2 separate regions of the Mus musculus genome follow, and region 2 is linked to region 1. Evidence: chromatin loops called from intact Hi-C (ENCODE). Cell type or tissue: heart. All regions are shown on one strand. Links, peaks and the distances in the headings refer to the core of each region. The heading gives the core; the rest is flanking DNA.

What was found. A loop is a pair of places that touch in the nucleus more often than their neighbours do. Peaks named below come from ENCODE experiments on the same cell type or tissue, not always from the same donor. Only the 100,000 strongest peaks of a DNase experiment are listed, where the experiment ranks them.
Region 2: a loop joins it to region 1, with 2.1 times the contacts of the local background. A loop is called at or near these places in 1 of 42 quality-filtered maps.

The regions. Positions count from the first base shown.
Region 1 is chr8:120,409,326-120,425,287 of GRCm38, forward strand. It overlaps a transcript of Gse1 not described here. Among named protein-coding and RNA genes, the nearest start is that of Gm39264, 72 kb to the left of the region's middle. RefSeq lists an enhancer at 14,583-15,962. In heart, for the core only: CTCF peaks have their summits at 7,466 and 7,930 (motif pointing right); DNase peaks (open chromatin) are centred at 6,996, 7,676 and 8,942; H3K4me3 peaks cover 1,069 bases; H3K27ac peaks cover 3,301 bases.
Region 2 is chr8:120,360,820-120,376,781 of GRCm38, forward strand. It overlaps a transcript of Gse1 not described here. Among named protein-coding and RNA genes, the nearest start is that of Gm39264, 24 kb to the left of the region's middle. RefSeq lists an enhancer at 10,081-11,857. In heart, for the core only: CTCF peaks have their summits at 8,373, 8,576, 9,213 and 9,853 (motif pointing right); DNase peaks (open chromatin) are centred at 6,962, 8,222 and 9,332; H3K4me3 peaks cover 835 bases; H3K27ac peaks cover 3,917 bases.

The sequences.
Region 1 (15,962 bases), core at 6,408-10,407:
AGACCCTGTGCTTCTCAGAGCCACTGTATGACCTGCTTGAGAGACAAGCGGTTGACCTGCAGCAGTGATCTGCTGGGGACAAAGTTGTCTCCCCCTCCAGATCCCTGAAGGTCCGGAGACACATGGGAACTCACCCCTCTGCCCTCCGCCCTCTGCCCTCTGCCCTCTTGAGCCCTGAGCCAGGGCTGTTGGGGGTCACTCGACAGCCACTCTGTCTGCACGCCCTGGGGACTTGCCCTGTTTGCTCTCCTGCCTCAGCCAACTGACCTGGACAGAGATTAATGTGGCCGGGGCAAAAGGCCACTTGTGGTGGAGCTGGGGCCAGGGGGTCAGGGCAGCCTTGAGGCACCAGGGCTGGGAGTGGTGCCCTGCCATGCCCCAGGTGGCCCGGAGGCCAGGGTGGGCCACAGGGAGGGCCGGTAGGGAAATGGTCCACTCCACCATCTGGTCCTCTCTGCAGGGAGGTCTCCACCCCCCAGCCCCCCAAACAACGGCTCAAATGGCCAAGCGGCAAGGGAGACAGATGGTGTCTGCTTGCAGAGTAGAGGGTGTACTTTGTTCAGAGACATGACAGGCAGAAGAACACACAGGCACATATGTACACGCTCACACACATGAGGTTGTGGAGGAGGGTGGGTGTCTGGAGAGCCTTTGGTCCACACTGTCTAACACACATAACACATACATGTATAACATGGTTTGCATAGGCACAGGCACATGCACAGGGAGCATACGCACGCACGAGTGGGCAGCGTGCACATGTATGCGCATAGGTTCAGACTATCATGTACGCAGCAGGTGACTCAACCCAGAAATGCAGTGGCTATAGTCCCATGACTGTAGACACGTGTGCACGGTGACATACCTACACACGCTATCCTTGCCCTTCAGAGCGCTGCCACCCCCACTGAAGAATAACTCCACCTGTTCCCCATGCACACTCCTGACAGCCATCCTGTACCTGTCCTGGCATGTGACAAGCCCCGGCTGCTGTCACTTGACATTTGTCTTCCAACCAGAGCTCCCACTGGTACACTGTGGGGTCTCCGTCTCACCTTGTCCCTCCCAGTTCTGGATTGAGAACCTTATTTGTCCAGTGAGGGAGAGGTAGGCAGTCACAGCTTACGCAGGCTTACCAGGAGCCACAAGGGACCCCCTGGTCACTGCCCAGCTCTCCTGCCTACCCAGCAGGGTTCTCTAGTCTATGTCTAGCTGTCTGGGGGAAGCATCCCCTTGGCTTCCAGAAGACTCATGCGTGTCTGTCAGAGCTAGAGGTGGGCTAGCAATAGAAACCCAAGTCCCTTTGTGACAGCCACAGGACCCTTACTGGCCGTCATGTACTCTAAGAGGGCCCTGGGTTGATATTACCAAGAACATGCTATAACTCCTTGGCTGCAGGGGTCAAAGGTCTCTGGTGTGGCTTTTTTCCCCCCTATATCACATCAGGCCTGTAAGCTCCCTGGCATGTTAAATAAGCAATCAGGAAATGGCCATGAGGCCTATCAAGGCCCTGAGTAGGGGACAGAGAAGTGGGGCACAGGCAGTCGATGGAGCATCTATTAGGGCGCAGCTCCCGGCTCTCCTTAAAGCACAGTCTGCTGTTCATAACTGACTCCTAGAACAGCACCCTAGGAGTATCCAGCTCTGACCACTGCTCTTCCGGTCCCACATCCAGCCTGTGCTGCTGTGTAGCTCTGGGTGGGTTGCGATCTTCCTCATGGGGCACGTATGTCCCTCATGGAACCCCCTCATCCCCCAGTCATGCCCCATCTTATGCTCTGCCCGGCTGAAGCCTGTCTTCCTAGGAGCCCTCCATCCCTCTGGCCTCTGCAGGCTGCACCCGCACAGAGCATAGTCTGTGTGCAGTCGGTGCTGCGTCTTTGTGATGGTTTCTCAGAGGAGCTTTTTTATCCTCTCCGGGAGAGATGATCCGGCTTGCTCAAGGGGACAGTTGGCAATGTCTGAACATTCCGCTGTCACACTGTGGCTGGGTCACTGCCACTTCGTAGGCGGCAGCCCACGGCGGCTGTGGACGCCCCCGTGGCGCTGTAAGTAGACTGATATCCCTCAGGGGGCTTTCTTTGCTTTATTGTTTTATTTTGTTGGTGTTAAACAGGGTCTCCTGTGGCCCAGGCAGGCCTTATACTGCTGTGTAGCCAAAGAAGACCTTGAATTCCTGACCCTCCTGCCTCCACACGATGTGCTTAGAAGCTCGAGCAACCATCGCAGGTTTATATGGTACTCAGAATGGAACCGAGGGCTTTGTGTCTGCTAGGCATGTCCTATACCAGCTGAGCTGCATCCCCATGCCCCAGGTGACTTCTTGACTGAGGGCAGAGCCCTCTCTTTCATCTCCGGGGCGGGGGGGGGGGGGGCTGGAGACAGACACCACCCTGCAGTCAAGCCTGGCCCAACCTCTTAGGTGACAGGTGGCCTGAGGTACCCTTTCTGCCATGGAAAACCTGCCTCCCAGACTTGGACATCTGAGTCGTCCTATCCCAGGAGATGGCTGAGTCATTTACTGTTCAGTCCCTTCAGGATGGACAGGGTTCTCCCAGGGAGGGTGTCCACTTCAGAGGACCCCCACTAGGCCTGCACAGAGGTGAACATCTTAGGACTGTGACTCCCCGCTCGCTGCATGACCCCAGGCCAGCTTCTCCACCTTGCTGTGGCTGCTTCCCCAGCTGTGAAGCTGATTGGGCTACCGGTGGGCTGCTGGCAAAGCTTAGAAGGGGGCGGGGTAAGGGCTGAGTGCTCAGATCCCTGCCTGGCCTCAGTGGTGTCTATATAAGCTCTATCACTATTATGAGGGGAAAAAAACCTTCAGTGTTAGCACAGAAAGGGAGGCCTGCCGGGAAAGGTGGATTAGCGTGCTTACACGTGCTAAGATGTCACTGAGGCGACTCACCAGATCACAATGAGCCCAGTGCAGTTCCGCAGCCCAAACTGCCCACCCTTCCTGTCATGGGGAGTCCACGTGTGGTAGCATTGTAGCCCTGGCCAAGCAGTGCCTTCTGGGGCCCCAACCTTAAGCTCTGGTTTCATTCCTGTGGCAGAGGTAGAGCCCATGGGAGACACTGACAGCCACTGGAACGGTAGTGGTCAAAGTCCTCCTTGGCATTCACTACCAAGAGGTGCTAAGGGTGATCTGGGGTAGGAGGCACCAGGACCCTCCACTGGTCCAGGCAGCCAGGCTTCATGTGTAAGGGAGAGATGACGAGATTTGGGAGATGGCCAGGTAGCGGGAGGAGCCAGGAGTTGTGGCTTCTGGGATTCAGCAAAGGGCAAATGTCCCTCTTCCAATTTGACAATGTCCAGGTGCTGTGTCCCCACCACCTGACTTCTTCTAAGGGGTGGGGTGGCAATTCCTTTAGTCCCCCGCACACAGGTACACACAAGTGTACCTGCTACACACACACACACACACACACACACACACACACACACACACACAGAGCATCAATTTGGATGGTTGAGACCAGACCCTGTGTACTGTGACTGACTTCGAGGGGCTAGAATCATCTGGGGAGCCCTGTGGCAGATGTCTCAGGTGTGGGAAAGAGCTGCCCTTCCCCAGGGGTCCATCCACCCTCCCATGGGGCCTGAGAGCAGTCCTTGTGCATGCGTGCCACCTCTCTGCTGGTGACTTTCTCACAGGCGCAGGTGCGACCCGATGCCCACAGCGGAGCTCCTGAGAAGCCTTTGACTCCCCAGCCTCCCCTGCTGTAGCTGTGTGCGCGTGCACATATGTGGGGAAGCCAGCTGCTTGCTCTGTACAAGCCCTTGGTATTTTTCTCAGCTCCATTTTCCAGCCTGACTCTCTGGAGAGCCCCAAGGTGGGGGTGGTGGCTTGTTCTGGGTACAGCCATAACAGCGACCCGTCCGTCCCTGCAGCTATGAGCATGGGCAAGGGGCAGTGGGTGAGCGTTGTGGAGAGATGAAGAGCACTGGTCACCTTGACCATGCCCAGTGGCCACCCTCCTGCTGAGGACCAGGCATCCCCAGGTCGCTCGCTCTTGGTCGGTCGCAGGTGCAGGCCCAGATCCTGTTGAGTGAAGCTGTGCGTGGCGGGCGGCTGGCAGCGGGCTGCCGAGGCTTCTAAAGGTAGCAGCCATCTGCAGTGTGATAAAAAGCCCCACGGATGATAAATAGACAAGTCACACGTTTATTGGATTGCAGCTCGGGAGCAGCCACTTCGGGTTTGGCACTGCGCTAACGACAGATTTCTGCTTCCTTTGCAAGGCCTGGCCTTGGGGGAGCTCGCCAGCAGTGGTGGCTCCCCCCGGGTGGGCAGCGGGGAGGAGCTGACCTCAGCTGCCCCCAGGCCCCACCCCACCTCCCAGCTACCTCTGGAGGAACTTGCAGCTGACACCAAAGTCACAAATGGTCATTGGACAGGTCTTCTGACCTCTGTGTGTGAACATCACATCTGTAAGATGGGCTCGCTCACTGCCTGCTTGCCAGATCCTGAATACTGCTCGCTGTGACATTTGGAGCCATTCCCGGCATGCATACGGTGAGCATTATGTCACCACAGCCCCTCATCACGATGCCAGAGAGCTCCATCCCCCACCGAACCTGGCATTGCACTGTTTGGGGAGCCTTTCTGGGAATGACCCATAGACCCAGACCTTGACTGCTCTCTCTACTGTGGGCCCAGATTAGGAGTTCTGGGGGGGGCGGGTCTCCTGCTTCTGCCCTGGACTGTGAGAAATGGCAGGAGCTGAGGTACTCCGCACCTCAGCCTCCCATCCATCAGTGAGGTATAGGACAGAGCCTGTATCGATATAGAGAGGCCCAGGGCACTCGTGGGACAGCCTCCTCGGGAGGGATCTGGCATCGCTAGTTGGCTCCCCTTTGGGAGTCAGTGCTGGGTCCAAGACAGATAACAAGGCTCCAATGAACCCCTGGGCTTGTGAGGAGGGACGGTGTCCGGGTGTGGGCAGCCTTCTCTGGGGCCAGTTCTTTATTTGATGGTGGTGAGGTCTATAGCCCCAGCTCAGCTGGAGCCACATGAGCGAGGCCCATGAAGGCAGTTTTCACAGGGTGGTGCCTGCTCTTGACCTCTGGCATCCTTACCCTTGGCAGAAGAGCACATTTCTCTAAGCCTGTTTGCTCTTCTGGCCTACAAGTTCCCTCAGGGCCGGCTGCACCCTCCCTCCCCAGGCTCTGTCACTGCAGAAGCTTATAGTTCTCAGGCACAGCTCCTGTCTCCTCCTCATCCATCCCAGAGCCTAGAGCCACCTCTACAACTCCATGGCAGGGGCCCTATAGGCTGTAGCCTCTCATTTTAGCCAAGACCTGGAATGGGTCCTTGGGCAATATGGCCTCTCACTTCCAACTCTCTGCCCTGCGTCAGCCCGAGCTCCTGCTTGCTGCACTGGGGATTTGGTGAGCAACGTGCAACCCCCACACTCAGGGGCTACTCTCTCTGTAAGGATTCTTCACAGGGGCTGAGGAGAAGGCTCAGTGGGTGAACTGCTTGCTATGCAAGCATGAGGACCCCGGTATGATTACCCGAGCACCCACATAAAAGATGGCTGTGTGGCGAGTCTGTGATGCCACCACCACTGGGGAAGAGGAAAAGGCTGGACGCCTGGAGCTTGCTGGCTGGTGAGTCAGGCCTGCAAGCTCCAGCTTCAGTGAGAGAGCTTGCCTCAGAAAAGTCAGGAAATGTCAACCTCTGGCCTCCACACCCATGCACACACACACAAACACATACACACACACACACACACACACACACACACGCTCCAGCCATCACAGCCCCTGACCCCCCACCCCACCCCCAGTGGCTGGAGAAGCCCCTAGAAAGGGGTTCTCATAAGCTTATAGTGGTGGAAAACTGGGGCACCTAAGTGCAGGGTTCAAATCTCAGCTCCGTTTATTTGACCTTGACCCAGGTCTCCTCAGACTTCAGTTTTCCCACCTGGAAAGGGCAGCTGTAAGGACATCTTGAGAGGACAAGAACTAGGGATGAGGTGGGGGGGGGGGGTCCTTAGTACCTGAGTCCCTGTCACCTGTCACCACATCAGCCCTGAGCATGGTGCATCTTACCCGGAGCTAGAAAGGTGACCCAGACTTGGGGAGCTACACCCGGGATTGCACAGGGTTCTGAGCTGGGACTGAATTAAAATCTTGTTGTCCCCGTCCCGGTCTGTCAGTCTGTCATCGTCCCACCATGTTCCTCTCCCCCCCCCCCCCCCGCCCCCCGCCCTCCAGTGTCTGAAGCACATGGAGGGACAGAGAAGAAAACTAAACTGGGATTCAGGCTCCCACACGCCTCCATAGGCACAGCCTTCAAGCCATATGGTTCATGCTCAGTGACGGACGACCCAGAGAGCTCAAGGGATCTGTTCAGGTTGCATAGCTTCTCTCTGCCAGCCACCATGCTCCTGTGGTGGGTCAGAGTCACAGCATGGACACCTTGGAGCCTGCTGAGGCATGACTAACAGACGTCATGGCCGAGAGCAAAGATGCGGTGAACAACAGTGAGCAGAGTCAGGCAGCCTAGTGGCTGCCCAGAGATGGCCCCTAGACTGGAGTGTCTGACTTTGCTGCCTGCGGGATCCCCTTAACTTCCAGCTCCACTGCTTTTTTGGGGAAGCCCTTAATCCTGGTTGAGTATCTCTGCTCCTCCTGTGAGATGAAGACGTGGGCTGCCCCTCTTGTGGGACTCAACTGGCCTTCTGGATCTTTGTAGACTAGGTGCTTTCAAGGTGACGTTAAAGTAACTCTCAGTTATGCGGTGTGAGCATTCCAAAGGCAGCTACAGCTGCAAAGGGGACGGGAAGGGGCGTTTATTGAGCATCTACTGTGTACCCAGACACACTACAGCACCATATAGGGAACATGTCACCCAGAGAGACAAAGCGAGGAGTCCAGGAGGGTGATACCCACTAGCATCAACTTCTAGTACTTTCTAGGAGATTCGGACCCAGGTCTATGGTCATTTCCTCTCCCTCCTGGCAGGGCTGTGGAGGGACTTCCGGGTAGTGCTGGCGACCAGCCTGGGCAGTCCACCCCATGCCCTGAAGCCTGGGCAGGAGCCCAGGGCGCCTCGAGGGAGGGAGGCAGGCAGGCAGCAGCTGCTGCCCGCAGGTGAGCCCTGGCCTCTCCCTGGGCCTCCTGGAAGAGCCTAATGAAGTGCAGCTGTGAACTCCGGTTTTGGGTCAGGAAGGTAATATCTCATCTCTCCACACAGCAATCGAGTGGAGATCCGGAGCCTTCTGCCTCCCCGTCCCCAACCCTTGGCAAGCCGGAGAGCTGCTCAGGGGCTGTCAATATTGACTCTGCGGAAGGCAGGTGGCGGGGCGTGCGCGCTAGCCAGGCAAGAATCAGAGCCCGAGCTACCCCCAGGGGCCCAAGAGGTGGGAGCAGGGAGCAGCTGGTCGGGTGCCTCTGGAGGACCCTGGCTGTTTTTCCTCTCGTTTTAATTGCTCTTGGTGACTCTAACGGCAGCCGATTTCACCTAGCGGCAGCATACTGGCTCTGGCCCCCGCCGCGCACCACATCTGAGCCATTCAGAGGCGCCAGGCAGCTGTTCCCGGCCTAACCGCCTTTTCCGGATGGTTCCTGGCCTGGAAGGGCCCGGGTAAACAAAGCCAGGGGCGGCTGGGAAACTAAGGGCCTCCCTGGGACCGTGGCCAGCTGCTGCCCAGGCCCAGGAGGCGTGAGGGCTGAGCAGAGCCCTGGCTTCTACAGTAGGCAGTGGTCACCACCCTGCCACACCAAGCCAGTTTTCCTACAGCCCACAGGCAGGCGGTGAGCGCTTGCCAAGTAGGATAGATTGGATTTGAGCACGCAGCGGCAAGCCCCGCCCCCTCTTGTGTGATCAAGGCGCAGGAGCCTGTTAGGCCTGTATTCTGCTCAGTTGAGATGTATTTAATGAATATCCATGGGCTTTGAGGAAGTGGCCAGGGCTGGCAATGCTCTAGGGGGCAGCATGCCTAGCTGTCAGAATAGCTGCTGTGTGATCTTGGAGGGCTAGCTTGCCACTTCTGAGCCTGGTGGCCTCTAGGAAATGTGAGAGGTGGCTTTTAAGAGCCGCCCTGATACTTTGTTATTGTTAGGGAAGGCAACTACGTTTCCCCCACGGGGAATGAGACACAAATAATGATGAGGCCTCCAGCCCTGCTGATGCGGCTCACCAGGGCTCCCAGGGTGGCCCCGGGGAGGCAGAGCTCAGCCTCAGCCCCAAGACCTTCCCTTCCAGCACAGTGAGGCCCTTGTTTATTTCATGATCCGCTCTCATGTAGATGTCTTACCGTGTTTTTAAAAGCCAGGTGTGGTGACACACACCTGTAATCCTGGTACTCAGGAGGTGGAGGCGAGGGGATCAGAGGTCAGGGGTCACTCTCGGTAACAGCAAGAATTACATAGAATTAAATAGAGCCTGGGCTCCTGAGGTTTCAAACAAAACAAAACAAAACAAAACAAAACAAAACTAGGTTTATTGGGAGCTAAGGGTGCAGGCTCAGGGATTGAGCCTCTGCCAGAGATGAGACTCTGAGTCCATTGTCCTCATGGAAAAAGACAGCACGATTATCAAGGTCTAACCTGCAGGCAAGGGCACGTGAGTACTATTGAAGCCACATTGGGGAAAAAGATCCCCACCACAGTCACAATGCACATCTGCCCGCCCGGAGCATCTTGTTCTGTCCCTTTGGGACCCCAGGTCTGCTGTGGTCCCTGGGGTGTGTCTGGATGGGAGCATAAAGTGTGAAACCCTGCAGCCCTGTCTCTCCCTCTTTGAGGACTCGTGTCGCGTTGGTTCCGAGGCTAGGCTGCTCTTGGTGGCTGCCCAAGCTTCCTCCTGCTCCCTCTGTGTCCCTACCTGACTCCCGAATCTGTGTCAGGTCCCACCATGGCCAAAGAGATGTCTTTGTCCCAGTCAGCCAATGGTGGCCAGCAGAGATAATCAAAAGGATGGGTGTGTGGAAATAGTGTGCCACTCTGGCCTGGCAAAGCCCTGCAGTGATAGGCAGTGTGTGAGAGTTGAGCGTTCCTCCCTCCCCGACATGCCTGTTCCATGGCCCTGCCAATCTCTGTTACTTGTTTACTCGGCTCAAGCCTTGGTATGCAGGCAGTTGGCTCTGATCCAGTCTGTGGCCCCTGACCCCCCACCCCCATCCCTCAACCCCGCTCCCCACCCCCACTCACCATGCTTACCTTCTGGCCTGGAGCCCCCGTGTTTGACAGTTCAGAAATCACCTGGGAACAGACTAAAACCTGCTGGTGCCCAGGCCACATCCAGGAACACTGGCTGGATCTGGTACCGTGACCAAGCCACTGGAGCTTCTCAGGCCCCCGCTGGAACTCTTAGCTTGAGGAGCCCCAGGTTTTTCTGGAAGCTCGGATGGGTCTTTGTGTTCTGTTGTAGGAAGCCTCTTGCCATGGCTTCCACAGCTCAAGGTGAAGATGTTCCCGGTTGAAAGCCTTTGGCTGTCCCTTCCTGTAGGCCCTGAACACCCTGAGCTGGGGCTCTGGTTCGGACATCACCCGAGGTGTCCGTCCATGCCCGCAGCACTGTGGTGGTTTTAGTCTGTTTGTTTTGTGAGCAAGTATTTGTCAAGTGAGTCTGTCTCTTCTGCGTAGATTGCTCGGAGTGAGTTTGGTGCTGGGTGAGTGGAGACCCCTGTAGAGGGGCTGAGGTGCTCTTGTAGGAACTTCCTGCCCTTGGGGTTAATAGTCACTCCCAGCAGATCCATGCTCAGCCAATCAGCTGATACACCTAACGCAGGACAGGAAAGGGACCCAATGGGACCCATGCGGATGAGACAGGCTTTCTTGGCCTAAGACTCCACATGGAAGGGGGCTGCCAGCCATAAAGCCATCCTTTCTTGTCCCCCTATGGGAAGAAATTTCTAGATGTAGGCTTCAGAGCATCTGGCAGGGGCAAAAGCAAGCAACATGTGACACTCTGCTTTGGTATCCCAGAGTGTGGAGACCCCTGGCCCCTTGCTGGCATCCCTCCTTCAGGTCCCATCCTGAAAACCTTGTAGACACTGCACAGGCAATGTGTGCGAGCATTTGGTGGTGATAGCTCATCCTGGGAGGGACTGAAAGTGTGGCCAGGGAAGATGTGGTGTGTGGCATGGTGAAGGCACCCTCATTCTGGCATGACGGGAGAAGTGCATGGGGGCAAAGTCTGTCAGTGGAGACCAGGGGCTGGGGGGTGACTCTTGAGCTCCATTTATTAAGGGCTGGGCCAGCTTGTGTCCTTCCCTCCGAAAAGTTAGGGCCTTCCAGCTTCCAGTTCAAGCCCATGGATTACTGCCTCTCTATTGTTCCTACCTCAGCCTTCAGGTTTTCATCCCATCCCCCACTTGTACCTCTGACCCAAAGGGACATGAGGTGGACTCCACCTGCCTAGAGCCTCTCTGGCCATTCCATGTCCCCTGTCCTCAGCTGGGAGGTCCTCATGGAATGTTGGCCCTGCCTCTGTCAATCTCAGCGTGGATCCCATGTCCTTCCCTGGAGTGTCTGCTTCTAGAGAGCCGTTGTGACAGTCTGCAGAGCCGGGTGACTTCAGGCAGCCCACGCCACCCACTTACAGTGCTCAGGAAGTGTGGCATCACAGTGGTAGCCATTTGTTCTCTTCTTGCGACTCTGGGCGAGAATCTGTTCCCAGCCCCTCTTCCAGCCCCTGGAAGCTGCCGGCCATGCCCAGCGGTTCTTGGCTTGCAGAGACAGTGGCAGCATTGCTACCTCAGTTGTCACGTGGCTTTCTCCTATGTGGCCTCCTTTCCCGTCCTGCCTCTTCGAAGGGCACTAAGAGTTGGTGTCCACTCCAGATTCTTTACTTAATCACGTCTGTAAAAACTCTCATTCTACATGAAGTCACATGAGGGACCATGTAGAGGGCCCACCCACTGCAGGGTCAGAGGGAACTCTCAGCAAAGCAGATGTTGACTCCTCTGTCTCGTGGGTTTTGGTCTATGCTGGGTCAGTTTTCTCCTGTAGCAAGGGTAGGGGGTGACAGAGCCCTGTGAGGTTTAAGGGGGCAGGATTAATAGGGTGACTCCGGGATATATCGGGTGGTATGGAGAAAACATGGTGCACACTTGTGGGTAGATTCCTTATCCCCCACAGCAGCCCCCACTTCTGTGCAGATAAAGAAACAAGAGACTTGGAAGCCAACACTGCCTAAAGCCACACAGTATCTGGGTCTGGGGTTCAGGCAGACTCGACATCCCTGTTCACACCCATGATTAGGGATCCCAGGCTCTGAGAGGCTGTCAGGAACCTCGGGGACAAGGGTGGCTTCTGCCTGCTTAGACACTGCACTTGAGCTTGAGTCAGAGGCACTGTGGGATTATGGCTGTCTGAAAGCTGCTGCCCCAACAGCTGCCTTCAGGAGCCAACACTTTCCACACTGGGGGGGTGGGGGGGGGTTGGGAGTCTCCGTGTCTTATGGGCAGGTGGGGCTGGAGTGTGACCCAGGTTGGCTAGCAGCCTTCTGCATGTATAGTCCGGCATCTCTTTCTCCCTTTCTCTTTCTCTCTCTCTCTCTCTCTCTCTCTCTCTCTCTCTTTCTTTCTCTCTCTTTCTCTGTCTCTCTCTCTCTCTCTATCCCTTTCCCCCATCTCCATGCTGGGTCTGCCAGGAACAGAACCCAAGCCCTTACCTACCCCCCCCACAGGTACCCCATATGTCCCTCCCTGTTCTAGGTGTGTCACAAACCTTCGGAGCGTGTGGCCTTTCTGCATACTATGAGTAGAGAGACTCACAGTGTCCCCGTTTACACACAGAAGTGATTCAGGCTCCCAGAGGATCATCTCCATCATGGGCCACCCTAAGCACGAGCTGTGAAGTAGGGTGACTGGACCTTCGTGGGCCTCTTCTTCAACTCAGCCTGTCCCTGCTGGGTAGCCCATGGCATTGACACAGTCCTGCTGAAGAGCATGGTTGTGGGGTGGATTGGTAGTGTGTTGTGGCTCAGTAATCTCACCTCAGGTCTGGAGGCTACGGAGGCCCACAGAGAAGATGGCGGGGGTGCAGGAGAACCTACAGGATTGTGTTAAACAGGAGGGTTCCCAGCTGCAACCATTTGCCTGCCCCGGCTCTTCCAGCCCATTCTGGAACACCTCCAACTGTATCCAGCATTTTACCCTGCCCTGCCCCACCCCACCTTGCCCCACCCCCGCACCATCATCTTCCTATTGTAAAAGTCAGTGGCTTCCATCTATCTTAGATGGAACAGCCCCAGGTAGGAAAAGCCAGCACCTCTTTCCCTGCCAGAGAGGCCCAAGGAAGGAAGGGAAGGGCCCTTCCCCCTCCATGACCACCTTGCTGTAGCCTGGAACAGGGGGACTACAAGACAGACCAAGGCCCAGCTGGGACCTCACAAGGAAGGCAGCTCCCACATGGGACAGAAGATTCCCTCTCTTCCCTCCGTGTCACAAGCGTCTGCTCTGAGGAAAAATGCTGACAAGAGCCAGCTCCGTGGCCCTGCCAGCTGGGCTGGAGGCAGCTGTGATAAATGGGTCTCAGGAGGTGTCCTGAGAGCCCTACTGCTGGCGATGGCAATGCCGCCCTGCCTCTGACCCCTGGAGAAAGGGCAGCCGGTCTGCCCCAGGCCAGGCCACGGTGGGGAGCTGACTGTTCACGGCCAGATAAAGATAGGAGGAGGGCCGAGGCTCTGTGGAGCTTATGGAGTGGAGGTGGGGGTGGGTAGGGAGGACAATTCAGCTCCACAATTCAGGAGGGAAGGGGGATTCCAGCCTCCCTCGGGGCCTGGAGCACATCTGTGACCAGGCCATAATACAAGGATGGCTGCAGCCCCAACCCCAGAGAGTAGGTATCTAATCTTGGGTTTCTTTCCTGCCCCTTGAGATCAATGCACTGCCCTTGATGTCACCCTTGATGTAACAGTGGATCTTTTAAAAAAAGTTATTACATTTATTAGCACCGTGTGTGTGTGTGTGTGTGTGTGTGTGTGTGTGTGTGTGTGTAGGTGTGTAGCTCGGGTCATGGGGTTTGGTAGCAAGCGTCTTTATCCACTGAGCCATCTCACTGGCCCAATTAAATGTGTCCTGACACCAGAACGTAGCCTTGCCTGTGTTCTATGCTTGCAAGTAGGGCAAGGCTGGGCCGTTGATCTGAAGGCCACGCACAGCACTCACTCTATTCCCATGGTGCACAGGAGCCAGGTCTCCACATTGCAGGGGTGAGACCGAGCAGTTCTCCCCCATCCCTACAGGCATCAAGCAACAGCATGGCCCTGTGGGAACCCGGAGACCATGGGTGAGGTGACCTCAGGTGGGCCACCATCTTGTTCACCAATGGCAGCCAGTAAGCATCCATTTAGACTGCTCAGTGAACCCTCCCTGTGCCCTTTCTGCACACTGCCTCTTCATACCCAAAGTCTCCTGCTCACCTCTGTCAGACCCTATGCATTTTGAGGAAACCGAGGCACAGAGTGGGACTCCTCCCTTGCCTCTCTAAACCCCCATCTGCCCTGGGTTTCCCTCTAGCCCCTGCTGACATGGCCTTTGGAGTTCAGGGGCTTAGGCAGTGGAAGTGGACCAGCCATCTCTGGAACCCCAAATCTAGAAGTACCGCTGTGCTTCCCTGCTTGATCTGGGGGTCATCGTGAAGAGGCAGGGTTCTGTGCTCAAGGGGTAGTACTCAAGTGGAGCAGAGGCGACGGCGACAGAGCCATGCCTCTGTGAAGACACTCTGGAGTGAAGGCCATGAACCTATGGAGACCCTGAGGAGTCAGGCAGCAGGGACTGAGTGCTGCCCCCCACCTCTGCAGGGAAATGGGAGGCAAATGAGCCAGCACCCCCCCCCAACAAGTGCATGTGTGAGAGCTTTAGGGGGGGTCAGGCTCTGCCCCCCAATATCAGGGCACTCAGGAGAGCAAAGGTCACATTGTGGCTGGGATCTCAAAGTTTCTGTTCCCCAGGCAGAGTCCCAGCTGACAGCCACCATGCCCAGGAATGGTTGGAAATGCCAATTCACAAGCTGCCTCTAGGCAGGCTGAGCCTAGCATTTGGACTTGCACGGCTCTTATGGAGATGTTGGGGCTCCCTATAGGCTGGACCCCTGTGTATGTGATCAATAAAATCACCCCAGCCAAAGCCTGAGAACCCTGAGCCTTCCTGCTGGCCCTGGAACGCTGTAGACCGATATCTGTAGCTACCCAGTGGTACTCACCCTGAAACATGGCCTCAGGGTCCAGATGGAAGCTAGGATGCGTTCCTGGCTCACTTGCCCTGAACACTGTCTCCTCTGCTTCATAGAACTGAGGACTGTCTGTCATTTTCTCTTCCTGAGGCTTGCAGGGCTAAGTCTGAGCTGGGAATAGAAAGGGGGGCTTTTCCCAGCATAAGGCTTTGGAGCCAAGAGTTTGATTCAGGGCACACCAGATCTTCCCTAGCAGAGCCAGCAGCAACAATAGCTTGTGTAGGTCCCCTGTGGTTACTAGAAGAACGCGCCCCTTCCTGCAGGCCGAGCCCTGCCTTAACCATGCCTGTTGATAAATGCCTAGAAGTCGATCCTCACATCCAGGTGCTCTTGAGTGACTAGCAACTTAGACAACTGTCCTTGACACCCGGTTGCAGTCAAACGTTCCCAGTGGGCTCCAGGGAACTTAACACACAAGCTGTGGGCCTGCTCATGCAGTCTGGAGAGATCAGGCGCTGCCTTTTGAGGTTCCCACCGTCACACCTTCCCTCAAGTTCTGAGGGCCTGCTGACCCATGGTGGGGGGGAGGGGATCTTCTCTCTGCTAACCCCAGTCTCTAGCCCTCACCCAGATAAGTTACTGGCTGAGATACCAATGACTAGGCCAGTGTCCACCTAAGGACACCTGTGTCCCTACTCCTTGTAATAGTGTACAGCTCCAGGTGCCCATGAGACCCTCCAGGGAAGCCCAGGTCCAGCTTCCAGGGACTCTGATGTCTGATGTCCTCACATTGGCTGACTGCAGAGAATAATAAACACACCTTGTCCTCGAGGGCTGAGTGACAGGATAGCCCAATGCATAGCATTTGGTGAGGGGTGTGTGTGTGTGTGTGTGTGTATGTGTGTGTGTGTCAGGGGGTGCAGTGGGGGGAAGGACTTCCGAGGAAAGCTGCCCAGCCTGCCTGCTGATGTTCAGGGACCAGGGCCTCGGAGTGCCTCCGTACCCATGACTGGCAGGGAATAAAGTCAGGAGACCAGGGAGGGCCACCCAGCAGGAAAGTGGGCAGCTGAGACCCCAGCTCAGGAGGAAGCATCGCTGCCCCAGCCTGACAGTCCAAGGCGGGGAGGAGCCTGTGTGAGGGCCAGACACCCAGGACCCATACACCCACACAAGCCTGAGGGTGTTTTTGCTTTGAGACAGAGCCAGCCTCAGCAGAACACTGCTCTACCAGGTCCTGTGCCTCTGGGAAGCTGGCTTTCCCTGGCGTCTTGATCTCAAGACCACTGCTGTCCCAGGGTCTGATTCCTTGTTGCAGGAGCCTTTCTGGATGCCAGAAGCATTCTGTCCCCCAGTGCTGAGTTAAAGCTGCAGGCTTTGTTGGCAGAAGATGCCCTGTAAGATATATTTCTCCCCCCCACTGAAATCCCCTACAGCCTTTCGACTTTTTGAGATGGAGACCCCTGGTAGTGTGGTGGTGTGGATTCCGCCAGGCATGGGAGCCTTTGGATCCAGTGTGAGCCCTATGTGGCCTCTTTGGAGGTAGGGGTGGAGTTGGAGAGACTGTGTATGCAAGCAAAAATCTGCCTTAGTGGGAATCACCGTCCCCTGCAGTGGATCCCAGGATAGCCCTTAGATGCTGCTGTGGCCCTGTGGCTCTTGCCCCTCCACCACCTGCTGAAGTCCACGCACCTCCTCCTGGCTCCCCCTCCCCCAGGTAACATTACTGCCTTTGCTCCTGGCAGCTCTGGAGAGAGGGAGCTCTCCCTCCTCCCACCCAGCCAGCTCTCAGGCTTTAGGCCACAGTGATTTAGTGGGTGGGAGGAGGAAGG
Region 2 (15,962 bases), core at 6,190-10,189, 49 kb before region 1:
CAGCCAGGATATGAGCATTTTCACACGCGTGGATCTGGGCTTGTTGGACTAAGACCTGGCTCTACTGAGCTTCTGGTATAAGCCGGATGTCGTCTCATGCTTTGGTTTCCTCATCTGTGGCACAAGGATGCTGCCTGACCTGCCTTAGTTAAGCTTTCTATCCCTGTGATAAAACCCTTGAGATGGGGCTGGGGGCTTACAGATCCAGTAACAATCCATTGAAGGAAGCCAAGACTGGAACCTGAAGGCAGGATGTGAAGGAGAGGCCGTGGCGGGACACTGTTTACTGATTTGCTCCGCGTGGCTTTCTTAGAGAATCCAGAACCACTTACGTAGGGGTGGTGCCGCCCACAGTGGGCTGGACCCTTCCATATCAATCATCAATCAAGAAGATGCCCCACAGACTTGCCCACGGGCCATCTGATGGAGGGAGCTATCTCAGTTCCCCTTCCTAGACAACTGGAACTTGTATCAGGCTGACCAAAAATTTAACTAGCACACTGACCAGAAGACAAGAGGCGGCCTTGTCTGACCTACAGCATGACTCCAGCACACAGAAGGAGGGCTCTACTTATCACCAGCAATCCCGCCTCTTTTCCTCTTCTTTGTCAGAATAATGGGCTCTGGCTGAGGCTGCCTCTGTCACCAGGAAGGCAGAGAAGGATACTCAGCTGGCAGACGGCCCATAGCGGCATGTGGAGAGCTGAGCGTGGTGACACCAGGCACAGACAGGTTCTGCCAATGGTTGGGGAGCCACAGCTGCTCCAGGGTTGCAGAGAGGGATGCTGCTCCCTACACGTCGCCCCCCCCCCCAGTACCCTCCTCTGCAGTAGGACCTCCCGGGCACCTGCCATACACCTCACTATACCTTCCACTCCCTTGGGTGCTACCAGTGGAGCTGGGATCCAATGCCTGGCTCCCACTCGCAGTGATTTTTATCTTCTTGGGCACATCTCATAATGCTGGAAACATGGCTTGCAAGTCAGGGCAGGAAGTCTAGAGGCCTCTGAAGGTACAGGCAGTAAAGAGGCCTTTTACCCAGAGAGAGAAGGCCTGGAGTCCCTCTGGGCACAGTGGGGCTCACGGGCAGAGACCAGCCGACCCTCCCTCTTTCTCCTTTCCCCTTACTGTTTTAGTGGACATTTTATTCTGACAGAGGGTCTGCCCATGGTGCCCAGGTTAGCTTGGAACTCTCCATCCTCCTGCCTTAGTCTCTGGAGAGCTAAGACAGCAGGCATGGAGCACCATGCTCAGCTGGGCCTGCATTCCAATCAGCACATTGGTGCTGGCTGAGGACTTTGGGAAACGCTGCCATCTTGTCAGTGTTCCTAGCACCAATGTCTGATGCTCCCTGCTGTGCCCTCTTCCTCTCTTTAAAAATTGTTTTGTTGTTTTCAGTAAGGGGCGGGGTGGGGGTGGGGTATCTCATGCCGAAGTCCAAGCTGGTCTTGAACTCATGGCTCTGCTGCGGCAGTCTCCTAGTGCTGAGACATAGGCCCATGTCCTTATCCCTGGCAGATCTGTCTTCCGTGTATGATGGCTCCCACCCACTGGGATGTACTGTCTTTTCTACACTTCCTTGGCTGGTGTGTGGCCGTGTGGCCTGCCACCAGTTTCAATTTTCATAAAACAAAGAGGAAAGGGTATTCAGTGTGGGGCAGTGGGGAATGGTAACCCAAGGGTTGGCTCAGACCTAGTGTCTTCCTGATGGCTTGTGATCAGGGGAGATTTCTGTGCCTGCTGTGCTGTGACCCAGAAGTGCCACCGCCAACTGGAACTTCTACCCCAGGAGGTTGGAGATAGACATTTTCAATGACAAAGATAGATTAAGGGGGTTGGGTTGGAGTGGGCTCAGGGCTTGGGTTGGAGTGGAGTGGGCTCAGGGCTTGGGTTGGAGCGGGCTCATGAAGAAGCTGAGTGTGTTGGCTCACACATGTGACCCCTGAATTGGAGAAGGGGAGAAAGGATATGACCCCCTGAGGCTTGCGGGCCACCCAGCCTAGCTCAGTGAGTGAGTCCCTGTCTTCAAAAACAGGATAACGACTGAAGACATCTGACATCAGAGTCTGACCTACACAGACGTGTGTACCTGCCCCTCCCTGAGTCTCCACACAAGCACGTAAACACACACAAAGACTATGCTCGGAGCCACTGAAGTGACTTTTGTGGGCCCTGTGGGTGAAGAGTCATGGGGCCCTAGGGAGACAATGTTATAACTAGCCTGGCCCACCCTCCTGAAGGCCACATATGTGTGACACTTTCCCTGTGTCCTCGGGGGCTTATTCCGTTCAGCTTTTAGTAGTTGCTCACGGGGTTGTAGCCTCTCTCTTCAGCTTCATTCCCATCTGGAAATGTTGTTCCTTCCAATTTGTGGGTCTCTTACCTCCGTGTGTGTGTGTGTGTGTGTGTGTGTGTGTGTGTCTGTGTGTGTCTGTGTGATGCTGGCTGGCCTAGGCGGGCGGGGTGGGGTGTGGGGGACTCGCAAGCTTTCACTGGGTGAATGGGAGCTGGGGTCTGTGCGGCAGTGGATGGAGGAAATTAGAGCCCAGGTATGTGCATCCAAGTGGCTTCTTATCCAACTCTAGAGCCTTCCTTCTCTCCTCAGGGCATGGTCCAGTCAGCACATGTTTTGTACAGGAGCTCTGAGGGTTGAGTGAATTTATTTCAAACACCTGGTGAGGGAGCTATAAGAAGAGCTGCAGAGATGGCCAAGTGTTGAAGGGCACTGGCTGCTCTTCTTGCAAAGGGCCAGGGTTCAAATCCCAGCACCCACATTTAGATAGTGTCCAGCCTCAAGTCACTCCAGCCCAGGGAACCTGGCGCCCTCTCCTGGCTTTCAGAGGGACTGCACAAAGGTGGTGCACTTCCACACAGGCAAAACACTCTCGCCTAAGAAATAAAAACAAACAAATCTTACAAGCAAAACAAAACCAGAAGAAGCAATGCCTTTAGGAAACAGAGGACCCAGCCTTGGTCATGGCTCGGCCAAGGGCACTCAAGGTCACAGCTGAGCTTGTGCCCTGGAGGATGTTCCTGGGAGCAAACACTTGTGTGAGTCTGGGAACGGCCTTCTTCCCGTCACACCGGTTTCCTGTGGTTGCTGTCACATGTCACCTGGAACTTAGTGGCTCCAAACGTGCCTCTTCCTTTTAGGTTAGAGGTCAGAGCTCTCGGCTGGGTTCCAGGCTAAGGCCTCACAGGCTGCTTCCTCCTTAGTGTGTAAGATCTGCCTCGCGCTTGCCCCAGCTTCTGAAAGCCTCAGCTGTCCTTGGCCTGTGGCCCCTTCCTCGTGTTTCTCCTTTCTCTCCCATTGTACCCCTCCCCAGCTGGAATAACCCTGAGACCCCAACACACCCAACTGGCTTATCTAACCTCTCCTTCTGCCTAGGGTTTAATGTCCCAGCTACAGCCACAAGAGGTCCACTTTGCCCTGTGAGGTGGCTCTTTGTTCACAGCTGCAGGAGGAGGTGGTGTCTCATAGAGCCTGCTGGTTGGCGGTCCGTTCCAGTCAGCCTGACTGGGCTGACTATGTCTTTGGTACGGGGTCCCTAGTGTCAGTGAAAGGGGCGGAGTGGACAGGAAGTGTGTCTCTATTCAGGCAGTTGCAGGACAGTGGGGTCACTCCAGAACTCAGGGGTGTGGTGGGCCAGCCTTGTAAGCTGCTGAGTAAGGACAGCCTGCATTTGGACCCCCAAATTCCCCTCTCTTTGCTGAGCAGGTCAGGGGTCAGGATGGTTTCCTGCCCCTCCCGGACAGAAGCTGTGGATGTAGTTTGTCACTGGCCCAGAAGGGGGCGCAACCCAGCAGAGCCAGAAACAGAAGCCTGGAGTGGGTGGGGTTAGCCCCAGGAACCAGGTTCTGCCCCTTCCCCTCCCCTGGGTACCTTGGAGACAGCAGGCAGATCACCCTGGTCCCCACCTCCAAATGCATCCAGAACATAGATCTGCCTAGAACTTTCCCCTGGAACCCCCAAACACTGCCAAAGCTGAGGGCACCTGGAGTGCTCTCTTTCCCCCAAATGCATCAAGATGGACACCAAGAAGAGCAAGCCACAGGGGAAGCACCATGTGACTGGGGACTTTAGAGAGAAGGGAATTCAGAATGGAGACCCTACCAGCTGAATAGGGCAGAGAAGAAGTTCTCTGGGGAGAGACCCGAGACCCTTGACTCAGAAATGCTGGAGCCTCCTGTCCCTCCTCCCTCCCAGTGGCCTGTGTCCCTTGCATCTACAACCCCCACCCCCAAGCAAAGAGCACTGACTAGGCTCTGAAACCCACAGCCCACCTCAGCCTCTGAGAGCCCACCACTTGCCTGGCCTTCTGTGCCGTGGAGCCTCCTCTTGTGGAGCCTCTTCTCCTTTCTCGTCTGAGCCTCCTCCTCCTCCTCCCTGTGTCCCACGCATACGCACATCCTTTCCCAGCACCCCAGCCTTGACTGTGTCTCTTTGACCTTTGACCTTTGTGTTGACCCCCCTTGTGGTGCCAAATTCCTACAGGAATGAGGGCTGTCAGGGTGACCCCTCTGTGTCTTAGGGCATAGCCTTCCTCCTCTGTGCACAAAATGTCTTGGTCAGCTGAGCCTGCCAGGAGAACACGAGGCAGAGAAATCAGGACTATAGGGAAATAGCTGTCACCTCCGAGGGCCTGGTCCCCACAGAAGCCATAGTGGCAGTGCCAGGCAGGACGCTGGGGAGCAGGAGGAAGCCTGCCTTGCCTTGCTGGGCTGAAGCTTGTACGCAGCTCCGAGTGTGGACCTAGCTCATAAAGGAGCTTAGTAGGGTTGAGAGAGGTGGATGGAGAGGCAGAGAGAAGGGAGCCTCTCACCGGTGGGTCCTTCCGCCCCTCCCATAAGTGAGTCCACTATTGTCCCCACAGGCAGCCAGACCAGGCTGGGCCAGTCACTTCTCATTGACCAGAGGAGCCCACGAGTGAGTGGGCCCAGAGTGAGCCCCAGGGAAAGCCTGCACCAGCTTAGAGGAAGGAGTGTGGGTCTTGGGACTGGTGCCCAGACATCAAGGCTTGTAGACGGATGTGGGGGTGACAGAGGGCTGAGCCCTGACTCAGGGTGGCAGTGTCTTAGCTCAAGGACACTGAGATGCATTTGGGGTATAAGTGTTGGCCCAAGAGGCAGTACTTTGGGGTCCCAGATCCAGCCTAGCTGACTGAACGGTGTGGTGGGATATTGAGCCAACCCCTCCTACAGCTTGTCCCAAGGCACGAGCCTCCACACCCTGTGCACTGTGGAACAGAGGCTGACCCGGAGCTGACCCCGGCACCAAGCCTGCCCTCGGGCTCATCTGTGTGCTCCCAGCTCTGAGGCCACTGAGTCCTACATTCCCAGAGCATACCTAGCCTGGGACAGCCTAGGTGAAGAGCCAGTGCTGACCCATTTCCAGGCCACCCTCTGGTCAGGAAGCAAGAAGTAAAAGGCAGGGATGGGAGCGGCGGTCAAGAGTGGAGCCGTGTGGGCCTGGGCTACAGAGCCCCCAGAGGGTCAGAGGCATGCTCAGGGCCCAGGTGTCCCATGCAGGTGACTCTGAGGTTCTAGTCCTCCCAGTCCCATGTCAGATACAAGTGACATCTGACATTTCCTTTAGCACAGGCAGCATCATCAGTGAAGGCTGCATGGAACCCAGGCTAGGGGCCAGTCCTAGGTGTGACCTTCTTTTCCCTGGTAAGACGTACAGTTTACAGATAATGAAGGGGACACACGATGTCTTACAGGGCTGTCTGAGGTAGTAAGGGACTAGTCCCTGAGAGTAGTCAGGAGGATTGGGTCTCACTGGGGCGGGGTGGCAGCAATGGCAGAGACACCAGTAGCAATGTTTGGGGACTCCAGGGGAAAGTTCTATGTTCTTATAGGACATACATGTGGGCACTGGAACCTGGGCAAAGCTTGTGATACTGGCTGTTCCTTTGTGCAACTGCCCTCTGCCTGCTTTGTCCTTTGCCCTGGCCTCCTGCCTGGGCTAACCTGGTCTCCTGCCTGGGCTAACCTAGCTGGCTCCTGGGCCTGTCCCCAGGTTCTAGGTGGCCATTGCTTGTGTGGTCCTAGATTGCCTCAGACAGAAGGAAGGTGCTGAGCTCTGGCCTCTCATAGGCAAGGGGTGGCCTCTCTCCAGCTCCGTTTAGCCCTTTCAGTGGTTGCCGTGCACAGACTCCTCCTGCACCCCTGAATTCTATGTTTCCTTAAGCCTCGGGGGCAAAGGGCACTTGCCCAACTTCCTTGGTGTGAGCTGGGCGTGCCGCCAGGCACCCAGGTGCTGTGGGCAGAAGAAGCTATAGGTGAGAACTGTGAATAGATGCTGATGCTTGCCAGCATGGTGGGTCTGTGAGCGCCTCACCTGTGTGTCCTGCTAGCTGGGTGGCCACTCTGCTAAGCCACAGGGAGTCTGATGGAGATGGTGGCTTTGGCAGGGGATTGAGGACAGAGGAGATTCTGATGAGATTGTCACCTCAATAGCAGTGGCACCTTGCCTTCCCTTGTGGGGCCCAGAAGACCATGAAGGTCTCGTTGTCCCCCAGAGCCTCATGGTGAAAAGCTCTACTCCTTATTGCCAGCCTAGGTGTACAGCCTGGGTTTACCACTTAAAGCTGTGTGACTTGGGCTGGCCTCTTGACCTCTCTGGGCCTCTTTCCATCCTAACAGAGTTGGCAGTCCCCCTGCTGGTTCTGGGTAGATGGGGCTAATGAGACATCTGACAGATTTAGGTCTGTTAGCTGCCAGCTTCCTAAGTTGTCCTTTTGTTGTTCTTACCCAGTGGCTCTTGTGTCTCAGGGCCACCTCCTAATAAACTCCTTCCCTGCTCCCCTGATTCTGTCTCACCTTTCAAGAGTGAGAGGAAACACAGGGACAGCACTGTCTTTGGAAGAAGGACACCCCTGAGCCTCACCTGGTAGAGACAGCCAGCCAGGGGAAGGAAGCCTGGCTCTTTACAAAGCGTCAAGACAGGCAGCTGGAGTAAACACCAGCCTCACCCGGGTCACATGGGCATGAATGGGCCACGCAGGACCAGGCTTGAGTGTGCCGGTGTTTGGCCAGATCTTGACAAAAGGGGGCCAGCCAGCTTGGAAGCTGGAGCCCCAAACAAGTCTCTTGTCCCAGCACCCCCAGGACAGATCAGGATAGCAAATTGTCATACAAGGCCCCCTCTTGAAAAGGCAGCCCTAGCCTAGTCCTCTGTCTCCTTCCCTTCCTTTCCCTCCCTCCCTCCCTTCCCGCCTTCCTCCCTCCCTCTCTTCCTCCCTCCCTCTCTTCCTCCCTTCTTCTCTTCCTCCCTTCTTCTCTTCCTCCCTCCCTCCCTTCCTCCCTCCTTCTCTCTCTCTCTCTCTTTTTAAAGATTTATTTATTTTATGTATATGAGTACAATTATAGCTGTCTTCAGACACAACAGAAGAGGGCGTCAGATCCCATTACAGATGATTGTGAGCCACCATGTAGTTGCTGGGAATTGAACTCAAGACCTCTGGAAGAGCAGTCAGTGCTCTTAACCACTGAGCCATCTCTCCAGCTCCTCTGTCCCCTTTCTAACATAGCCAGAGGAGGGAAATGACATTTATCAGGTCCCTCTTGGTGCCTCAGCTCCACCATCACCCCCTCTTGATAGAGGCAGAAATAGAGGCTCCCTAAAGGAGATAGAAACCTCAGTTTTCCTTGTGGGCTAGTTCCCCACCATGGTGTCCACTCTAGGCACTTGTGAGTCTCCTTTTGGCCTTAGCAGCAGTGACCCCATATCATAGTGAAGTGTACCCCACAACTCACAATCCATGTGCCCTTCCTACAAGGAACTGCCTGCAGTTGGTCGTATCTTCTTTCCTGGGAAACTCTCCAGGTGCCGACTTGGGGCTACCTCTGGGGACCCCAAGCCCCTGAGTTACTGCTGTCCTGGCCCTTGGCTTCTGTACCATGTTTAGGGGTGGCCACTAGGGTTGGACTGGGGTGAGGGTGGAGGCTGGATACTGCCTCTCATCTCCCTAATGGTAGGTTTGATTACAGACAGAGTCTGTGGCTGGGTGGTGTGGGCCACTTTGGGCTGGGGCTCTGGTCCCTGCCTGCCTGCCAAGGCGTGTGGTCCTGGCTGGGGACATAAGAACACAGTTCTGACTCTGTTCTCTGAGCCACGGCAGGCAGGCTGTCACCACAGTGGGCTGAGGCTGGAGGCAAGCCCAGAAGCAGAGGGAAAGTGCCATGACCCCTGGCACCCAGCCCTGCCAAGCAAGCCACAGGTGCCCCTGCCCTCGGGTGTGGGAGGAGGGCCTGCTGGGTGGAGAACAGGAGGTGGGAGGGGTGAGTGGGCGGGGACAGAGCAGCAGAGGAAGCTGGGACACGTGTCCCAGCAACAGCCTGTGAGTAGTTGCTCCCTCTGTCTGTGGAGTGGAGAGCTCTCTCATAGGAACCCTGTCTTGCCGGCCATCTTTTGATTTTTGGCTCTGGAATTCTACTCGCTCTGATTGTGGAATGTTTGCCGGGTGGGGGTGGGGTGATGTGGGAATGGCCACAGGGCACTCCTTTAGGAGCCATATAGGGACCTGGGGTGTCGGGAGGAGATGGATGGCAGGAGACCTGGGGTATCTGTGTCTCTCTGGTTGTTGCATGCAGAGTAGTCAGCCATGGTACCCATGGTCTCTCATGGCTGGGGGTTTGCCTTCTCTCCTAACCGTGGTTCCTAACCCAAGGGTTCAGGTTTAGATTCTGGCTGCTGCAAAGCCTGGGGGAAACAGAGGTGCCAGTTAAAACTCAAGGCTAGCCAAACTTGGTGGCATGCATCTTTTGTCCCAGGTCTGGGGAGGCAGAGGCAAGCAAATCTCTGTGAGTTCCGGGCCAGCCTAGGCTACCTGGTGAATCGCTGTCCCAAAAAAAACAAAACAAAAAAATTCCTCTCGGCTGTGTAGCCTGGGACAAGTGATGTAGTTTCCCTGTGCCTCAGTTTCCTCTTCTGAGAAGTAGAGAAAGTCGTGGAACATGGTGGCAGGCACATGAGACCATGGCAGGCTCCTGTGTAGGAAGCGGCTGCCCCTTCTCAGCTGCTCTGCTGGCCCTGGGGAAGGACTGTGACTTCATCTCTTCCCGCAACACCCAGGAGGTCGGAGCTGGCAGAGGCTAGACCTCACTAGCCTCAGATGACTGGCCGTCTTCCTGGCCATTGTCTAAGACCTGACCAAGAGGGCTTCAAGGAGTCGACCATCCTAAGGCTGCGTGTGGCTGCCAGCAGGCGGAGGCTAGTGGGAGGCCCAGGTTTCTCTGGCCACTGTGCCCCAGCCACATTGCCCCAGCAGGAAGTCTGTCGTCCAGCTTTATCTCTGGCCCTTTGCCCACAGCTGAGTCTCCAGGAAGGGTTATCAGCTTGGACATCTGCACCCCAACGGGCCAGGGAACACTGCGGTCAGTCAGAGGCCTCAGGAACAGCAGCTGTGTCCTGGTGACAGACCCCTTGTAACTGGTGCCAGGGATAGGGAAAGTCAGAGAGCTGAGGGCTGTGGGACTTGGGGACTGGGCTGTCGGAGCCTGCAGAACCAAGGGCCCAGGAGAGCTACCTAAGGAACAGGATGGGGGCCGGAGGAAGGCGTCACCACATGGGTGGTCCAGCAGGGAGAGGCCTGCATAGACCCCTTTGGGCTCACACGCCCTCCTTGGGATATCCTGCACCCCAGAAGGGGATGGTTATTGGCTTTTTGTCTGGGGACCTGACTCTCCAGCACTGTGGGAATTCTTTGGATGCATGGAAGTCTTGATGACACTTGCTTGCAACTTTTTTCCATATATATGTGTAATATTTTTATTTACTTATTGTATGCATTCCGGTGTCTTACCAGCACATCTAACATATGTGCCTGATTCCTACAAAGAACAGAAGAGGGCGTCAGGTCCCTGGGACTGAAGTTGTAAGCCACCGTGTGGGTCCTCTGGAAGAACATCCAGTGCTCTTAGCCACTGGACCCCAACTCCTGCTCTTCCACTAGGTTGTTTGCTTTTTAACAGAGATGAACTCAAGTTCAAATCCTCCACAAAGCAGTAGTGTGGCAGCCTACGTTCTGTCATGGTGTCATGCCTCCTACCCCTTCTAACTTGCAAGCACCCATCACCCAAAACTGTCCCCCATCTGTCCAACCAGATGTCACCTCTGCCCCCAACTCTTTTTTTTTTTAAAGATTTATTTATTTATTTTATGTATATGAGCATACTGTCGCTGTCTTCAGGCACACTAGAAGAGGGCATCAGATCCCATTACAGATGGTTGTGAGCTGGGAATTGAACTCAGGACCTCTGGAAGAGCTGTCAGTGCTCTTAACCGCTGAGTCGTCTCTCCAGCCCTGTCCCCCACCTCTTGCTGGCCACATGCTGACGTTCTCCTTTCAGATGACCTGGTACAGGCATCAACTACCAGTCACACAGCACTCGGCTTCTTCCACAGCAGACAGTCCAGGCTCAGTGGCATGTCTCTCCTAGGCACTGCCCTGCCACCGGCTGCCAGGCTCATCCCTGGTTAGTGGCCACCTGACCCACCACCTTTTGGGTATTGTGACCTGTCTTCCATTAAATACCATGTGCTCCTGTCTGGGAACCTGTGTTTGTTTGGCCTCTTGGGGCTGTGCCTGTGGGTAGGTCTGTAAGTTATACTCTTAATAAACAAATTGTATTTAATGACACACATATACCTCTTGCTAAGGACACATTTAATATTTGTGATGTCCGTAGGATGTGGGAACACAGGAAACTAAGGCCGGGGTGACAGCCAGTAGGGGAATGAGGACAGCCACATCAGGCTGACTCTCCCTGGACAGTTCAGGAATTTGGAATCAAGTAGGCATTTCAGGCTGGCCCTTGGGTCAGCGTTGACTCTGCAAGATTGAGGGTCAGAACTTGGCTGGTCCTGAAGGCCTCCCGGGTACTAATGCTTCTATAGGGCTATGGGGCAAAGCTGAGGTCGAGGCAGTAGCAGTTTCACAGGGAGCTGGGAGGCAGGTCTGAGCCCCAGAGAGGCTGACTCCCCTGTGGTGGCTACAGGTACACTGTCATCCGTCATAGACCCAGACCACAACTCTCTGGGCAGTGTGCTATCTGCTGTCTCCAGATAAACCCTGAGGCCTGGGGTGGGGCCATGCTGCTCACGGCTTATCACTTCTGTCTGGTGCTTGTTCCCGCCACTCTGCACCCCAGCCTTATCTGTGTCCCCAGGCCTTCCTTTGCCCACAGCTCTGACTGCTATGGGGGCAGGGTCAACCCCAGAGATGTCTGAACCTCAGAGACAGGGCTCAGTCCCCACATTAAGCTCCTCCGACCTGAGACTGACTCTGAGGTCTTCTGTCTAACCTGCAGGTGTAGTATTTTGAAAAACCGCCTTGTTGTGCATGGGAAAGATAGCCAGCTTCCCTGTGAGAAACCAGGCCACCCACCTACAGGTCTGTGGTTGTACCCAGGGAGAAGATGGTTGGCACAGAACAGGGATGGTGAGTGGGCAGAGCCACTCAGGATCCTTTAGGAGAAGAACGCAGCATGCCTCAGCAGCAGACTGTCCTCCTGTGACCATCACTGGCCCTGCAGAGCCTGTGTGCGTGGAAACACAGGAGTCCTCAGTACACACTGAGCTAAGCTCACTTCTGTTTAGTAGCCAGTGTACTGTACTCAGGATATACAGTGGAACCATGCACAGAGCTCCCAGTCACTCCTGTACAACACAGACAGAGACAGACAGACAGACAGCAGAACCATGCAGAGCTCCCAAGCTCTCCTGTACAACACAGACAGCCAAACAGCAGAGCCAAGTACAGAGCTCCCAAGCACTCCTATACAGCACAGACCCGCAGACAGACACACAGATACACAGACAGAACCATGTACTGAGTTCCCAAGCACTCAAATACAGCACAGACAGATGGATAGACAGACAGACAGACATAAGCACTCATATCCAGCACAGGCACAGGCACAGACACACACACACACACACACACACACACACACACACACATACACACGCCTCACTCCGAAGTGTACTCATGGCTCTCAGTACTCGCTGCACAGTCATTATGAACACACAGTACTCACAGAAAGACTTACCCTGTACACAGCACTCACTACTAACACAGGACTGATCCCTCCTGTGCTCATCCCACACAGCACTGGCCGCTCATAGAGTACTTGGTCAGTCACACAGTACTCTATCACTTATCACTCACTCTCTCAGTACTCGGTACACAGTACTCAGCTCACACATGATCACGTTCATCCAGTACTTACCACTCATGCACATAGTCCTAAGGACTCAGACAGACCGTCCTCACTCCTCACACACAGTGCTGGGTCACTCAGGCAGTATCCGGTACCTATGTCCATATTCTCTCCCCTGCCTTCTTCCCCTCCCCCGCTGCTCCCCAAGCCCTTGCCTGACTCTGTCCTCAGCAGCTGATCTCAGGCCCCCCCCCCCCCCACTTCTCACTGATCGTGTGTAGGAGGAGAGTGGACGCTAAGGAGCCTGGAGGCCCTAGATGGCTGTGACCCTGGCAGGACAGAGTGACCTGCTGCTGAAGGGACCTGCAGAGCCAGGATGGGAGTCCTTACCTGCTTCTGTGCATGGGGTCACAGTGTATCGCTGGCCTCTGAATCCAGGCAAAGCCAGCCATCCCTTCTGCACATGTGGAACTGCCACCAAAGTGGCAGTGGCAGCCATGGACCCTCAACCCCGGCTGGCTGAGCAGGCCCATTTTAGTGTCACACCCAACTATGAGGGGATGCAGGGGCTGTCACAGCTTCTGTGAATGCTGTGTGTGTAAGGTTATCAGCTGCCTTCCTTTCCTTTGGAGCTGAGGAGAACACAAGAATAATGACTCCCTTCTGCCGTTGCTGTGTGACTTTAGAAAACTCTCTCACCCTCTCTGAATTGAACTGGCGATACCAGTCCTAGCACATGACACCCTCTGGCTGTGGCTCTGTGCTCTCCTTGTCACTGTGGTCACAGAGTTTCTTTTCTGTGCCAGCCCCAGGTCTCTCTTACTCTTTCCCGTGCAAGACAGGTGACAGCTCAGCCTGCAGGAGGCCAAAGGTTAGCAGCCAGGCTATGGGCTGTGTTTTGGATCACCAGAGCCTCTTTTGCTGCAGAAGTCTCATTAGACAGTTTACTAAATCAAGTCCTCCCATGGTGACAGAACCAGTGGGAGTGCCCTCCACTGGAAAGGTGGATGCTGGGGTCAGGACAGGCCTGCTTGACTTTCTTGATCTGTTCCGTGCACGCACAGGGGAGGCAGGAGGTATGCAGCATAGCAGCCTGTGGAGACCTAGTAAATCAGGGCCCTGGGCATGCCTGCCCTGCCCACCTCTCCTCAGTGCGGCTGGACACCCAAAACTGCTTCTTGTCATAAAGTGTTGCTGGCTCTCTGGCACCTGCCCTAGGCCCTGTGTTCTCTGCCAGCTGTGGACAAGCCTGTTCTTGCTTTGTTAGTCCTTTGTACCTTCTTGGACCCAGCCACATAGCCTTAGGGACAGTTGCCAGGCAGGGAGAACCCAGCAGGTGTTTGGAGGTGCCACCTGGGCCTGTGGCAGCTTGTAGCAGGCTGGGGGGCAGGGTGGGGAGAGGAGGCCTTAACATATGGCCCACATATAAGTAGGGCCTTGGTCATGATGCTGGACATGCAGCCTGGGTCCCCAAGTAGGCATGGTATCACCCTACTGTGGGACGCACTGTCTAGGGAGGCTAACACCCAAATGGAGACCCACAGTCACACGGTTAGGACAGCCGTCCTTGACAGATGGCTTTTTGGGGTTCCTGGAAGTGAAGCTAAAGGGGAAAGCGGAGTCCACAGCCCCTGTGTCTGGTAGCGGTGTCGGCTTTCTCTCAGGGCCAGCTGCTGCTGATGGATAGTAGTGGAAACTGCCGCCCTGCTCTGCGAGGCAGGCAGTAATCCATCCTGGAGCCCTTCAGAGGCCTGGGTGGTAATGGGGCCATAGATCACTCCCTGCAGAGACAGGGCTGGACAGGGGAGGCAGCCATTAGGACTGACCGTGGGTGACCCCAGGCCAGGGTGGCTCCAGCTTTGGGTGGGGCCTGCCTCGACCCTGAATTTGATGAGGGTGACCTTAGGGGTTGCAGGAAAGAGAGAGAGAGAGAGAGAGAGAGAGAGAAAGGAGGAATGGGGGAGGGGAGAACCTTGTCCCCAAGGACACAACCCAGAGCAGGCGCCAGTGTGCCTGGTGCCCACTATGTGGGGCTCCCCTTTGGTCAAAGCCTCCTCAAGTTGAAGGGAAGTGGACTCAGAGGTCACCTCCCACCCCCATTTAAACCAGTGAGGCTCAGATGATTCTACCCAAGGCCCCTGTCATCCTAGGGCTCAGCCTGTATTTCGGGGGTGGGTGGGAGGGCTATATGTATGTGCTGACTCCCCACTCCCACTCCCAAACCAACCAAACAAACAAATGACATCAAAAACCAGAGACTGGAAGATTCTGAGAAAGCCTGGAGCCTGATCCTGCCCAGCTGGAATCTGGCCACACCCCTATTTATAATGCAAATGAGCACGTCTTGAGCCCACCCTCCTACTTACTATGCAAATAGGCATACCAAGGTTGGGACTGGCTCCTGCACAGGGAAGTGTGACTGGTCACAGAGCGCCTGCTACACAGAGGTACCCTCTGTGGTCAATGTTCTCACCACCGTCATCTTCATCCTGGTGGCACAGTTTGGGTTCGAGACTGTCCACCGGCTGTGTGGGGAGTGCTTGCTCTCTCTGGGCCTTGGTTTTTCTGCCTGTAAAATGGACTAAATCTAAGAGAGGCCTCAAAGGGAACCTGACACAGCAGGTCCTCAGCCTGTCTGCTGTCTGCTAAGTAAGTGCCAGCTGGAAGCAGCTCTCTCTGCCATCCATGTTCCTTCTAGAACTTTCTTCTGTGACACTGACTGGATGCTACTCCATTGGGAGCGTGACACGACATGGTGTCCCTGCCATGCATGGCCGGACAGCTGCAGGTGCCTCCTTCAGTACCTGGTGACGGTCAGGGAGAGGCTGCTGCCTTAGTTCTTGTTCTTGTTGCTATGACAAAGGGCTGGAAAGATGGCTCAGAGAGTAGAGGTGCTTGCTGCCAAATCTGACAGACTGAGTTCAATCCTCAGAACCCACGTGGAGGGTGGAGAGAACCAGTTTTCGAAAGCTGTCCTCTGATCTCCATACAAACACGTCCTGTGACATTCACACACATAAATGAATAGATTTTTTTTTTCAAACTGACAAGAGACTGGCCCTTTGGTACTTTCTCCTATGGTCCTGCCTAGAAACCTGCCTTTGTCCCTGAACATAATGGGGTAGTACATAGTAGGTACTCAATAAATACAGGCCGAGCCGGTGTGTGCGGCAATGAAAGGCAAGGTATTCAGCCAGGTAAGGGAGAGATGGGAGGAGTGAGGGATGCTGGGTAGAGGGTGGAGGGTAGATCCTGGCTCCTACTGGGCACGGAGAGGCCTCCAAAGCAGGGACTCACCCTCACTGGCCAGCCTGTGCAGGCAATTCGGCCAGCTGCCTAGCAGGGTGCTGGGGAGAGCGGCTGGGCAATTAGATACAGCTGGTTGCAAAACTTCAGTGAGGGTGTATTTGCATCTCATTTACATACAGGTGTATCAATCATCAATCTGTTGGGGACTTGCTAGGGTCTTTCTTTTCCTCCACCCACCACCTGTCTGTCACTCACTGTCCTGGAGACCCTGCGATGGTCAAAGGACTCCTGTTTCCTCACAAGAGCTTCCTGGGGAGTGACCCTCTCAGCCAGTGAGCCTCCTGCTCATGCCTCTTTTGTGCAGACTTCTACCCACTTACCCACGTTAGCTTCACCACTACCTCCCCCACCCCTCACCCCCCAGTTCTCATGTGCTATAACTGTCCCATGTCACAGGGAAGGGCCTTGAGAGACGTGTTATTTACACACAGTGGCAAGGCAGGGAGGCTGAGCTCAGGCAGGCACAAAGGCTCTCTCTGCTGTCT